2 separate regions of the Homo sapiens genome follow, and region 2 is linked to region 1. Evidence: read pairs that join two places in POLR2A ChIA-PET (ENCODE). Cell type or tissue: GM12878. All regions are shown on one strand. Links, peaks and the distances in the headings refer to the core of each region. The heading gives the core; the rest is flanking DNA.

What was found. ChIA-PET counts read pairs that join two places held together with the same protein. Peaks named below come from ENCODE experiments on the same cell type or tissue, not always from the same donor. Only the 100,000 strongest peaks of a DNase experiment are listed, where the experiment ranks them.
Region 2: POLR2A ChIA-PET joins it to region 1 with 5 read pairs; 2 of 35 experiments call an interaction of 5 or more read pairs at or near these places.

Annotation. Positions count from the first base shown.
Region 1 is chr2:43,309,832-43,316,195 of GRCh38, forward strand. All of the region lies in intron 31 of THADA (THADA armadillo repeat containing), which reads right to left. Among named protein-coding and RNA genes, the nearest start is that of LINC01126, 86 kb to the left of the region's middle. In GM12878, for the core only: no CTCF peak of the experiment used is centred there; no DNase peak of the experiment used is centred there; H3K27ac peaks cover 279 bases.
Region 2 is chr2:43,070,056-43,076,419 of GRCh38, forward strand. It overlaps LOC107985876, which reads right to left. Exons shown (of 3, transcript XM_047446566.1): 3 at 1-2,505. LOC124907756 (a long non-coding RNA gene) reads left to right here and starts at 3,574. Exons shown (of 2, transcript XR_007086299.1): 1 at 3,574-3,798. In GM12878, for the core only: no CTCF peak of the experiment used is centred there; no DNase peak of the experiment used is centred there.

The DNA.
Region 1 (6,364 bases), core at 824-5,823:
AGAACCTATTAGAGCTAATAAGTTTGTTCAGTAATGTTGCAGGATAAAAGATCAATATACAAATATCAATTGTAGCTCTATACAGTAGCAATGAACAATCCACAAATGAAATTAAGAAAATAATTCTATTTATAACAGCATCAAAAAGAATAGGAACAAATTATTTAATGAAAGATGTGCATGAAGTATATGTGCACTGAAAACTATAAAACACCCACTGAAATAAATTAAAGAGACCTAAATAAATGGAAAGACATCCAGTGTTTGTGGATTTAAAGACATCATATTGTTATGATGGCAGTACTCTTCAAATTGATCTACAGATTTAATGCAATCCCTATCAAGATTCCAGCTGGCTTTTTCTTTCCTCCCTCCCTCCCTCCCTCCCTTTCCCGCCCCCCCCCCAAACAAGCTGATCCTAAAATTCATGTGAAAATGCAAGGAACCCAGAATAGGCAAAGCAATGTTGAAAAATGAAGAAAGAGGACTCACACATCCTGATTTCAAGTTACTATGAAGTAATGATAATCAAGACAGTGTGCTCCTGGCATAAGGATAGATACATAGATCAATGGAATACAATTAAGAATCGAGAAACAAACCCCTAATTTATGGTCAACTGACTTTTTGACAAGGGTGCCATGACAATTCAATGGGGAAAGGATAGTCTTTTTGAAATACAGTGCTAGGACAAATGGATAGTCACATATGCCAAAGGAATGAGGCTGAATCTGTACCTCCTATCAGATATAAAAATTAACTCAACATGGATCATAAACTTATGAACTAAAACTGTAAAACTTCCAGAGGAAAACATGGGTGCAAATCTTTGTGACTTTGGATTAGGCAATTATTTTAGACATGAAATCAAATGCACAAGCAATAAAAAACAGATACAATGGACTTCAAAACTAAAAACTTTTGTCCATCAAAGGATATTATGAAGACAGTAAAAATCCACAGAAAGGGAGAAAATATTTGCAAACTGTGTGTCTTATAAGGGATTAATATCTTGGACATAAAAAGAACCCTTACAACTTGAGAATAAAAAGAGAAATAACTCGGCTGGGCGCGGTGGCTCACGCCTGTAATCCCAGCACTTTGGGAGGCTGAGGCAGGCAGATCACCTGAGGTAGCGAGTTCGACACCAGCCTGGTTAACATGGTGAACTCCTGTCTCTACTAAAAATACAAAATTAGCCAGGTGTGGTGGCACATGCCTGTAATCCCAGCTACTTGGGAGGCTGAGGCAGGAGAATCGCTTGAAACCGGGAGGCGGAGGTTGCAGTGAACCGAGATCGTGCCATTGCACTCCAGCTTGGGCAACAAGAGCGAAACTCCGTCTCAAAAAAAAAAAAGAGACAACTCACTTAAAAATGCGCAAAGGATCTGAAGAGACCGTTCTTTGAAGATATATAAATGACCAACTAGCACTAGAAAAGATGCTCAAACTCATTAGTCATTAGGGAAATGCAAATCAAAAGCACAATTAGATCCCAGCACTAGGATGGCTATTAATAAAACAGATGGACAGTAAGAGTTGGTAAGGATATTGAGAAACTGGAAACTTCATACACTGGTGGTAAAAATGTAAGATGGTTGCAGACTCTTTGGAAACAATTTAGCAATTCTTCAAAAAGTTAAACTTAGAGTTGGCATATGGCCCAGACATTCCACTTCTAGGTAAATACCCAAGAGAATTGAAAACACAGGTCCCAGCAAAAACTTGCCCATGAATGCTCATAGCAGCATTATTCATAACAACCCAAAAGTGAAAACAACCCAAATGTCCATCAAACTGATGAATGGATAAACAAAATGTGATATCTATATACTGGAATATTATTCAGCCATAAAAAGAACAAAATGACCAACATGGATGAACCTTCAAAACATGTTAAGTGAAAGAATCCACACATGAAAGGCCACAAAGGTATGATTCCATTTACATGAAATATCTTAAATAGACTTTCAAAAACTACTTGCATAAAAATTTAACTGACATGGGCAACTACTTTCAGATTATCTGTGATGTGCAGCTGGAGCTGGGAAAGGCAGGAACAGAGAACACTGAAACCACAGATGTGGCCGGTCATGGTGGCTCATGCCTGTAATCCCAGCACTTTGGGAGGCCGAGGCAGGAGGGCTGCTTAAGCCCAGAAGTTTGAGACCAGCCTAGGCAACAAAGGGAGACCTCTCTCTACAAAATAAAAAATTAAAAACAAAAACAGAAAAACCACTAGGTTGGCATAGTGGCATGCGCCTGTGGTCCCAGCTACTCAGGAGGCTGAGGCAGGAGGATCACTTGGGCCCATGAGGTTGAGGCTGCAGCGAGCCATGACTGTGCCACTGCACTCCAGCCTGGGTGACAAAGCTGCAAAAAAAAAAAAAAAAGAAATCACAGATGTTCTGAGACCCTAGTTGTTGACTAGAACGGTATTTCACTCCTGGGATGAAAATGTGGGTAGAAGGTTTCATGACACGGTTCTGCCACAGACACAACTCTCACATTATATGAGGCCTTTAACTTTGGTCACAGAAATGGACGGTGAATAAGGAGTCAGGAAAGCTCACCCTTTTCACTAACCAGCTGTGTAACCTTGGGTAAGTCACTTAAATTGCTATGATCTCTAAACTAAATTTCTAAAGAATTGTGGGCCTCTGTACTCAGCGCAAGGTTTGGAATTAACAGAGTAAACACCACGTTAACCTAGCAATCTAATAACATACCCTATATTATTCTGACTTCTGAAAGACAGCTAGGAAACATCTGTTATTTTAGAAGCTCACTGTTCCCTGGGAAAGATAATTTTGGCACAAGCAGCAGTTCAGATGACAGTTCCAGTGTTTTGGGGAAAACCAACTAATTTATTGACAACAAAGCCTGTTTTTTTTTTTTTTTTTTCCTCCTCCTTAAAATTTCATAGCTATAGGCCCAGAAATACAAAGTCCCCAGAAGACTCTAAAAATATGTTCTCAATTCCTTTTTATTTCCCACCCAGAGCTGAGAAAACAGCACCAACTGTGTCATATTAAACACATCTGCATCCAACACTGATAAAGTGCATGACCGAGGAACAGATAAGAATTGTTTTCAATTTGTTAAAATGGAAATAGTTAAATTTAACCTAATTAGACTAAATAATCAAAGCAGGTGTTTGTAAGATGCCAGTGTTTGTTTTCATTCTCTGTAACTGTTCAGCTATATTTCCCAGGAACTTAGGTAAAGGAAATTAATATGTCATAAAAATCACTGACCTATTTATTCATGTCACATATGTATTATTCATGTTTTAGGCAGTACAAATACAGGGCATTGTTGAACATTTCTCACAGATTTTACCATTTAAGCATCATCAACATCTAAGCTGGCCTGCAGAGGGGCTTATGTTACCTAACTTCCATTATATAAATACAAGCAGTAATAAATGAGAGCCTGTCTTCTAATCGTACACTGATCTACAGAGCGCACTGACTTGGCATTTAGACTATTTAGGGTTTCTGACTCCACTTGCACAAGCTGGTCACTTTTAAGACATTTAAAAGAAAAATAATAACAATAATAAAAGTTATATTCCAGTTAAAACAAAATGTTTATTGCACTTGGCAGAGTGATGAGATCTGAACTATAAATATCAACTAACAAAGAAACCACAAAATGTAGTCACCAGCAGCCTGGTATTAGGAAGTGTTTTGTGCAGTGGCCATAGGTCCACTTTCCAAGGGAAAAAGGGCAGGTGGCTGCCCGGGAGCAGTCAAGCGTGCTCTTTCTAATAACACGCTCCAGTCCTGGGTAGGCTCTCGTATTATTCCACACACCCTCAGGATGGGAAACAGAAACACAAGCAAGAAAGGCCCCATAAAAGCCTGTGACGTGGAAGCTCCTGAAAAGGGGGTCCCTTCTCTGTGGCCTGGGCATTCTGCAGCAGGGACAGAAGCCTGGGAAGTTGAGTCCACGAAGAGGGTTCTCGGACTCCCTTCCCTAAGCGAGTGACTGATGTTTCCTGACTCTGGCCCTGGTTGTGCCGTGAGGCCACAGTGAGGGCAGCTGGAGAGCTCAGGATCTGCCACCTTAGCACACATGGGATGTTAGGCACTTCTCGCTATGCCTCAGTTTCTGTGGTCTCATGAAGGAACATTAGTACTTTCTTCATTAATGCACATAAAATGCTTGGCAGTGCTTGGCATAGAGATAGATGCTCAATAAATGTTGGCCACTATTATTATAGCCCCCTACAAACAAGGAGGATGAGATTGAAAACAATGTTTCCTAAAAATGAGGGTATAATGGGCATCCTATCCATATTTCAGGGGTAGGAAAACAGCCTTCTGAGATCATTTATATGAAGGGTATGGATGGACAAATCCTTATCAGCCTAAAATATTCCTATCTATGATTGCTATGTCATTTCTTTAGGATTAATCAATCCTCTTCATGAGTCATATTTCAATATATTACACATACACATAATTATAAAAGAACCAAGTTGCATAAAATTTATAAAATGGAGACTAGGAAAGGAAAAACCCGCTCATAAAACCCAACAAGAGAGCTTAAAATGAAAGTCTGAAAGTGCAGGTAGGTATTTGTTTAAATACTTGGTAAAAGAAAATGTTCAATTCAGTAGCTGTGACAGACACAATTTTAAGGGGTGTGGGCATAAGAGAAACAGAAAGTCCATCTGTCAAAGGGGTAAATATTTAGTCAAGTCTTAGATAGTATTTCTGTAAACAGAAATTTCAATGGAAAATTTCCAACCTGAGAGCAAATAATTTAAGATGGGTTTAATATAAGAATTAAAGCTCTCGTCTCCATGTCGCTGCCCAGCCTGAGACCCAGCCCTCTGAGTCCTTGTGGCAGTTCGGCTTTTTCTTTCTTGTTCCCTCAACTACAACTGGACACTATAATTTTCTTTCCATTCCAGCAGGAAACTGATATATACTAACGATGACAGCTGGATTCAGAAGAGGAAAAAGAACACAGGGGACAGAGAGTCCTTGTGGGTTTAAAACTCAAAACAAAACCCCCAGATTTGAAAATTTTAAAACCTAGTTAATGGCTGAGGAAACCTCAAATGATTGGGAAGCACTATGATAAAAGTTTGAATTACATAAAACACATCATTATCTTAAGCTTTTCTAATAATCTTCTCTGCCTTTCTCCTTCACTGTTTTTCTCCTTGTTTATGCCCCTAGCCCTTCAACGTGGTTCTAAGACATGTCAGAGGTAGGAACAGCCTTCCAAGGCCATTTACAGAATAGGACTGGAGAGGGGATGAGCAGATGCTCCTCCATCCAAAAAAGTTTCCCTGAAATTGTTATTACTTCATTTCCTTTGGAATAATCAATCCCTTTCAAGATTCATATTTAAATACATTTAATTTAAACATATGTATATACACATAATGAAACAGAATTATGTTTCATAAAATTAGTAAAATAGAAAATAAGAGAAGGAATCTCCCCTGTAATCCCACCATTCTAAAATAATTCCTTTTACCATAGCGCTGGCTTTCATTCTAGTCTGTTCCTCCATTCCCCACTCCCTACCTCCCAAACCCCTAATATTGATTATCAAAATGGCTGGGCAAAAGCAAAGTGAATGCATCTCCAGTTACATTCTTTTTTTTTCTTTTTTTTCTTTTTTTTAGAGACAGGATCTTGCTCTGTCACCCAGGTTGGACTGCAATGGTGTGATCACAGATCACTGCAGCCTTGAACTCCTGGGTTGAAGGGATCCTCCTGCCTCAGCATCCTGAGTATCTGGGACTCTACAGGCACATAACACCATGTCCAGCTAATTAAAAAAAAAATTCTGTAGAGATGGAGTCTTGCTATGTTGCCCAGGCTTATCTCGAACTCCTGGCCTCAGGCAATCCTCCTGCTTTGTCCTCCCAAAGTGCTGGGATTATAGGCGTGAGCCACTGCATCCAGCCAGTTACATTATTTTGGAGTGACACTAGGAACTTGGTTCCATAAGGGTCCTAAAAATCCTGTAAGGATGAGGGCAGAGAAAGAAATGTCACATTGTCTTAAAAACCACACAGTCCTACTCTCTGTCTTAGATCGTCCAATGAACTCCTTTGTCTACAGGGTCAAATTGAGGCTCCTTGGACTTTGGCCTGTGAATGAGGCCTTCCATGACTGAGTTTCTGCCTCCTCAGCCTCACCAGTCACACCTGCCTGGCCTTGAACCCAACACCCCAGTTGCCATGTCCCTAGTGCTCTGAAGGCTGTGCTTGATTTGTGCCCTTACAGCTTTGGCCATGCTTCTACCTCTGTCTGTAATACCTACCTCCACCTTGCCCATCCTGGTGAATCCCTACCCACTGTCAAAACTCTGTTCAACCACTTCCTCTTCAAGG
Region 2 (6,364 bases), core at 836-5,835, 240 kb before region 1:
AGCTTCTCCAGGGCCAGTGAATGAAAGGAGCAGGTAGGAGTGCTTGGGGGTGCCCAGTCCCTGCCCACATACCTGTGCCCTGCCTCAGGGCTGTCCCCTGTTGGAGACACTGCACCTGCCCTGGGAGCCTCAGCCCAAAGAGGCTCAGGCAGGAAGTCTCCAGGCCACTGGGATCTGGGTGACCAGGCACATGGCCAAGAGCTGGAGATCGTCACACCCAGCTCAGCTGGGGGAAGCCCAGTGACCCATTCAATGAAGGTTTCCTCTGGGGACACAGCACTGGAGTTTGCAAGCTGCAGGCCCAGGAGGAGGAAAGGCCTGCTTCCGCCCAGCTCCGTCCCACCCCACCTCCACCCAGCCCCACCAGCCTTTCCTCATACGTGGGGTTAACACTACCCCACTTCTTGGCCGAAGAAACTGAGGCACAGAGGGCTGGTGTATTTGAAGGGAGTGGAGAGTGAGCATCCGAGGGAGTAGCTTCAAGGGGCTCCAATGGTGTGATTTGTTGGAAAAGTGGTGTTTTCTTAAAAATTGATATGTGTTTTGCATCTTCCTTCATAATATACACATGGCTACTTCAATATAAAAATGATGGTGCTTTTCTTCCTACAGTCTGGCAAACCTGATGCTCTCCAGGATGAGCCATGCTTGTCCTGCAGCATCTGGAACCTCTGGCACAACCCTGTGTACCCATACAGTCCACATCCACAAGAGAGAGAAGCCCGGGTGGGGGCCTGTCCCCTAGAGTCAGCTCATGACAAAGTGGACCTGAACCCAGGCCCCGCGCTTTCTTGGGGGGCATAATATGTATGAAGAGGGTTCTGTTACTGCTCGTGCCTCTCCTTAGGTGCCCCATTTCCACCTCATGGAAAACCAGAGGTGGGGGGAGGCTGCTCCTCCTTCCACAGGGCAGACACAGCTGTGGCTCAAAGCCGAGCCCCCGAGGGGCGATTGTCCGGCTCCAGATCTGGACATGGGCAAAGACTGACACAGCTTTTGTTTTCTCCTCCTTCTGCAACCTTCACTTCCTCTCCTTTTTCTGATGGAAACTTCTATCATAGCAGCGGCTTCTTCCAGCTCCTGAGAGGGGCAGGCGTGGGCAGCAAAGGGCTCCCAGCCCCAAGCATAGCCTGGGGTGTGACGAGGGCCTCAGGCGCCAGGCTAATGGCTAAGAGGTGGCAGTGAAAATCCAGGGGTCAGGCCTCTCTCTCCCATGGCCCCTGAAAGAGCAGGAGTCAGGGAGCAGAGGCCAAAGGGGTGGACAGCTAGAGAAAGGGAGGGGCGAGCTGCAGGACAGCTGCCCTTGGAGGGCAGGAGGCAGCTCCACTCAGCTTGAACTCAGAGGAGGAGCTTTAGAACCAGGGCAGAGGGAGGAACATAAATCTCTGGACCTCAGCAGCCCAGCGGAGCGAGTTGGGGTTGCTGGGTGGTTCTTGCACCTCTTCTGCAAAGCCTCCCCACTTTTCCCTTCTAATGGCTGATGGTAATTTCAGAGACAAACAGCCCAGGATCGCTGATGGCATGGTAAATGCTTGCTTCCCGTCCCAACTCCCACCCTCTCAGGGTGGGGGACAGGTTTAGGGGGAAGTGTTATTCAAAAGAAAACCCAGGTTCTGGTGAGAATGCCTCCATTTCCAAGAAATGTGGGAAACATTTGGAGTTGTTTCAGTCCCCGATCAAATTTCTGTGCTCAGCATTCCCAGCCAGGCCCAGAACATTTTTGTTAGAGTCCCCTCTTCCCCTCTTTCCCCACTTTGCACACAGCCAGCTGCGCGGCTCAAGTTCCAGCCTGGGATGTGCAAGGCGGCGGCTCAGCCCTTTCTGCCAGTGGGAAAGGAGGAGTTTCATTCCAAGGCTTACGGCCAGTTACATTGACCACTTATTCCAAACTCCAGCCTTAAGGAAAACCAAATTCCCACGAGTCTCGCCTCTCCCCAACTCTCCACCCCTTGCCTACTCCTTGCCTACCTCCACCCTATCTTCTGGGTCACAGGTATATACATACATAGGTCTCCTGGCCTAGAGATTGCCAAACTGCAGCATAGTCACCAAGGAGGCCTGAGTCTCAGGAAGGGGCACGGAGAGAAACCTGCTCTACCTATCTGTGAACTTGATACCACAGTTCTGGACATGCACTGAGAAAAGATGGGTTTGTCCATCCAAAATGCAGTAAGCCATGAAGGAGTTCAGCATCTGATCCAGGTAGCCTCCGTGTCCGGCTGATGGGCTGAGGGAGGACACTAGAATGGCCAGGCTCCCGTGGCTGGATTCCAGCAAGCCTTTCATAGCGTCCTCTGCCATGCAGGCCTGGAGGGTGAAGCAGTTCAGGTTGCAGGCTTTGTGACTCCTCAGGCGCTGGGCCTTGAGGCCTGCCTGTGGTGGTGTGGCGAGAGCTTCTTACACAGCTTTGGTCCTGGCCCCTTCGACATGTTTATCAGGAACTTGGGTGGATATGTGGCTGGTAGAATTTGCAGACCATCCAAGCTGAGAAGAGTGGGAAATGCACTGAATAATAAAATTGGGATCCAAAAAGATTTGGTCAGGCTGGGTGGATAGGCCACATTTAAAGAGATGAGTCTGAAGGGGATTCAGTGTAAGGATCTGCTTGTGGAATCCAAGAAATCCACAGCATCAGCACAGGTTAAAAGAAAAAAAAAATGAAAGATTTTAGATATTCAGATGAGTGCCATTTAACTGTGAAATGTGTCCGCGCTAAACAGTGGTGTGATCTTCAGGTGCATTAAGGGAAGTCCTGTTTCGTGCCCATTTCTTGTGAGTCCTCTGACAACGCACGTCAACAACCTTTGGGGCTTGTTAAAAATTCAGACTTCTGGGCTGGGCGCGGTGGCTCACGCCTGTAATCCCAGCACTTTGGGAGGCCGAGGCGGGCGGATCACGAGGTCAGGAGATCGAGACCATCCCGGCTAAAACGGTGAAACCCCGTCTCTACTAAAAATACAAAAAATTAGCCGGGCGTAGTGGCGGGCGCCTGTAGTCCCAGCTACTCGGGAGGCTGAGGCAGGAGAATGGCGTGAACCCGGGAGGCGGAGCTTGCAGTGAGCCGAGATCCCGCCGCTGCACTCCAGCCTGGGCGACAGAGCGAGACTCCGTCTCAAAAAAAAAAAAAAAAAAAAAAAAAATTCAGACTTCTGTGCCCATCCCAGATTATTTAACTGAACTGTATAGGGATGGGGCCCCAGAATATGCATTTACAGCAACCTCCCAGGTGATTTTTGACAACACTTGCAGCTCTTTCTGTCATGCTGGACCCTCTTGCCAGGATTATCCTCCCTCTTGGCAAAGTAAGAGGGTGCCTGCCCAAAAAAGCTTCTCTCTCTGTTAAAAATTCCACTGGTGAAGCTTTGCTCCTTGGGTTAGGAGCTTGCCCCTAGAAGTGGTCTTGTCAGCAAAGATGTTAGAGGATAAAGACAGCTGGCTGATGGCCAAATTGTGTCTGGGGCCCCTGGGTGGAGACACAGGCTGAACTTCCCAGACAAGAAAAAGGCTTAATCATATTGCCCAAGGGCCATGATCTAGCTCAGCCTGAAGCCAGGGAGAGGCTGAGAAATAAGCCATTTGTTCTTTGCTGGCGTGGGAAGAGCTCGGGTTTTGGAGAAGCAGCGTGGACATTGGACTGTGACCCTGAACGTTGCCTTCAACTTCTCTGAGGCTCAGCCTCCTCCTCTGAGATACGTTCCTCACGCAGCTGTTGTGAGTAGATGAAATAATGTATGTAAAGCTCCACAAGGCTTCGGCATACAGGAGAGGCTCAATGCTGCTTGTTGAATGCATGAACAGGTAAGTACATAGTGAAATGGACAGATGGAAGAATGGACAGATGGATGGATGGACAGACAACCTCTGTGGACTCCTCTTCCTTACTTGCAGAAAATCAGCCTGTGCCTCTGAATTGATTATCCCCACAATCCTCCACCCCAGCCCCCCAGTGTAGTACCCTGACATCTCACAGATGTCTCGCTTTGGGGTCCAAGTCGTGCCTCCTAGGAAAAGCCCCTCTCCTTTCCCCATCCCTCTCCCCTTAGTGCCCTTTTCCAAGCCCCTATCTAACTCCAGGGCACTCCTGTCTGGCATTAGGTCTCAAATTCAGAGCAGGGGCATATCTCAAGGCACAACCTTGACTGGTTCCCCCCAGGTCCACCTACAGTTGCTACTGACTCCAGCTCCGTTCACCTTTCTGACCAGCTTGCAGGAGCAGCCCCATCTTCAGGCTGGCTAGGACTTGTGGAGGAAAATCAGCTGAGGGAGGCACAGATCCTGCCCTCTTGGAACTTGGAGTCCAGGAGGAAAAGGAGGACACTGTTAAAAGGCGGTCACCACTGAATGTGAGAAAGCATTCCTAGCTGGCAGAATTAGGGAAGACTGCATGAAGGGGGCCACATTTGGATCTTCAAGACCTGATCCATTTGGGCATGCAGAGTTGGGGAAAAGCATTCCAAGAAGGAATAGCCTAAGCAAAGGCAGAGAGGGCCAAGTAGAAGATGGTTGTGTCTGGCAGGAGCATGGGTGAGGGGAGGTGGACCAGGAGAGCCCAGATCCATTTGGGAAAACCATTGTCCAAGACCATGAATGCCGAACTGAGGCATTAACTTGACTCCTTGAATGTCAATCCAAGCAGAAGCAGGGGCTGTAGTCTGCCTGTGGCCTCTATCCCTCTCCCCTAGGGGATCTAGTCACAACCTCTCTCTGTACCCTGCTACTGTTCTCCCAGCAGGCATCCCTGAGCTCTGGCCTGGGTGCCCAGGGAAAGGGTCATTCACTGAGCCTTCCATGATTCATGGCAGCTCAGTGGGCCATCTTTTCTGGGGCCATCTGCATTTACAAAGCAGCACAGACTCTGTCCATCACTGGTTCCAAGGAGTGAATGGAGGAAGTTCAGGCCTTACACAGGCTGTTGGGGGTATAAGGCCCGAACTTACTCCTGAGTGTTGTCTGCTGATACCTGTGTAAGGGTGAGGGGCTACTCAGCCCCAGACACATGCTGTCAGTCCTTTGGTTGTAGGCCACCCTCTCTTCCTCCTCTACTCCCTACAGCCTGCAAGTGGCAGGTCTGGCCTCTGCACTTTCCCCAGCTAATCCAAGCCACACAGAGTGCAGCCAGCCCGCCAGCGAGTCTTGTTTCACTGGAATGTTGGCATCAAACTTGAGATCGGAAATGAACTCATTATCTGATTATTTTTATTTATGAAAATATAACTGCTCTGGGAGAGGCCTTTCTAAGTGGATGAGTAATTCTCTCCCCTTCACACACACATGCTCAGACTCATATGTTTAGACACACACATACTCAGAAACTCAGATATTCAGACCTCTCTTCAGACACACACACAGGCAGCCACATGTTCCTTTATGTACACACGCATCACATGGAGATGTGTGCTCTGGGTCTAATAACACCTTTGAGGACAGGGACCTTGCCTCTTTTATTTACTGTGGAATCTCCCATGGCACATAATAGGCAACAGTAAATATTTGCAGAATGATTGAATGAATGAATGAATGTCTAAGTCATAGATGCATGCACCCACACACACATTATTACTCAGACATACACACTTACATGCATACATATATATCTGGGCTCTCTCCCTCTCTGGAATAAAGTCAGTGAATCGCTAATTCTGCAGCCTGAAGTCTTCACACCATGAACTGCATCATGAAGGTACCATCCAGGACCTTCCAGTGGAGATGCCCGTTGGCAGTTCCCAGGAGGCCAAAGCAGCATTCCCCCTGACCCACTAAGGCCTCACCAGATGCTCACAGCCATCCCAGGCCTTGCCAACCTGAGACCAAATGTGTTGGTATGGCCAAGAAAGCCTGAGAGGGTTACTAAAGGCAAATTGTTTTCCAGGAATGTTCTCTGTGTGCTGCCCCCACTCATCCATGGCTGGCTCACTGGAAGGTCCTGGCATGGGGTCTTGGATGATACCAGCCCCCAGGCTCTGTCTCTCTCTCTCTCTCCTCCAGCTCACAGCCATGACTCAGGCTATTCAAGGCCTGCAAATGTCTCCCTGGGAGGGGACTGGGCCAGAGGCATGGCTGGTGGCCAGGCAGGGGTGAAGATCCCAAGAAAGAACTGCCTGGAGGCTGATCTCAGGGCAGAGCACCCAGCAGGTCCATAATGCTGAGCCCTGACTATCTCTACATTCCTCCCCACAGAGAGGGCAGTCTTTGTGTGGTCAGAAGAACTCTGGGCTAGAGGAAGACTCACCTGAGTTGACATCCCTGCTGGCCACATACTGGCCATGTGGCTTTGGACAGGTCACTAACCTGGAGCTTCAGTTGCCTCCAGCACCTTGTGCAATTGCATCCTTCCTGCCTTGCTGCCCCAGGCCCCATGCTTTCC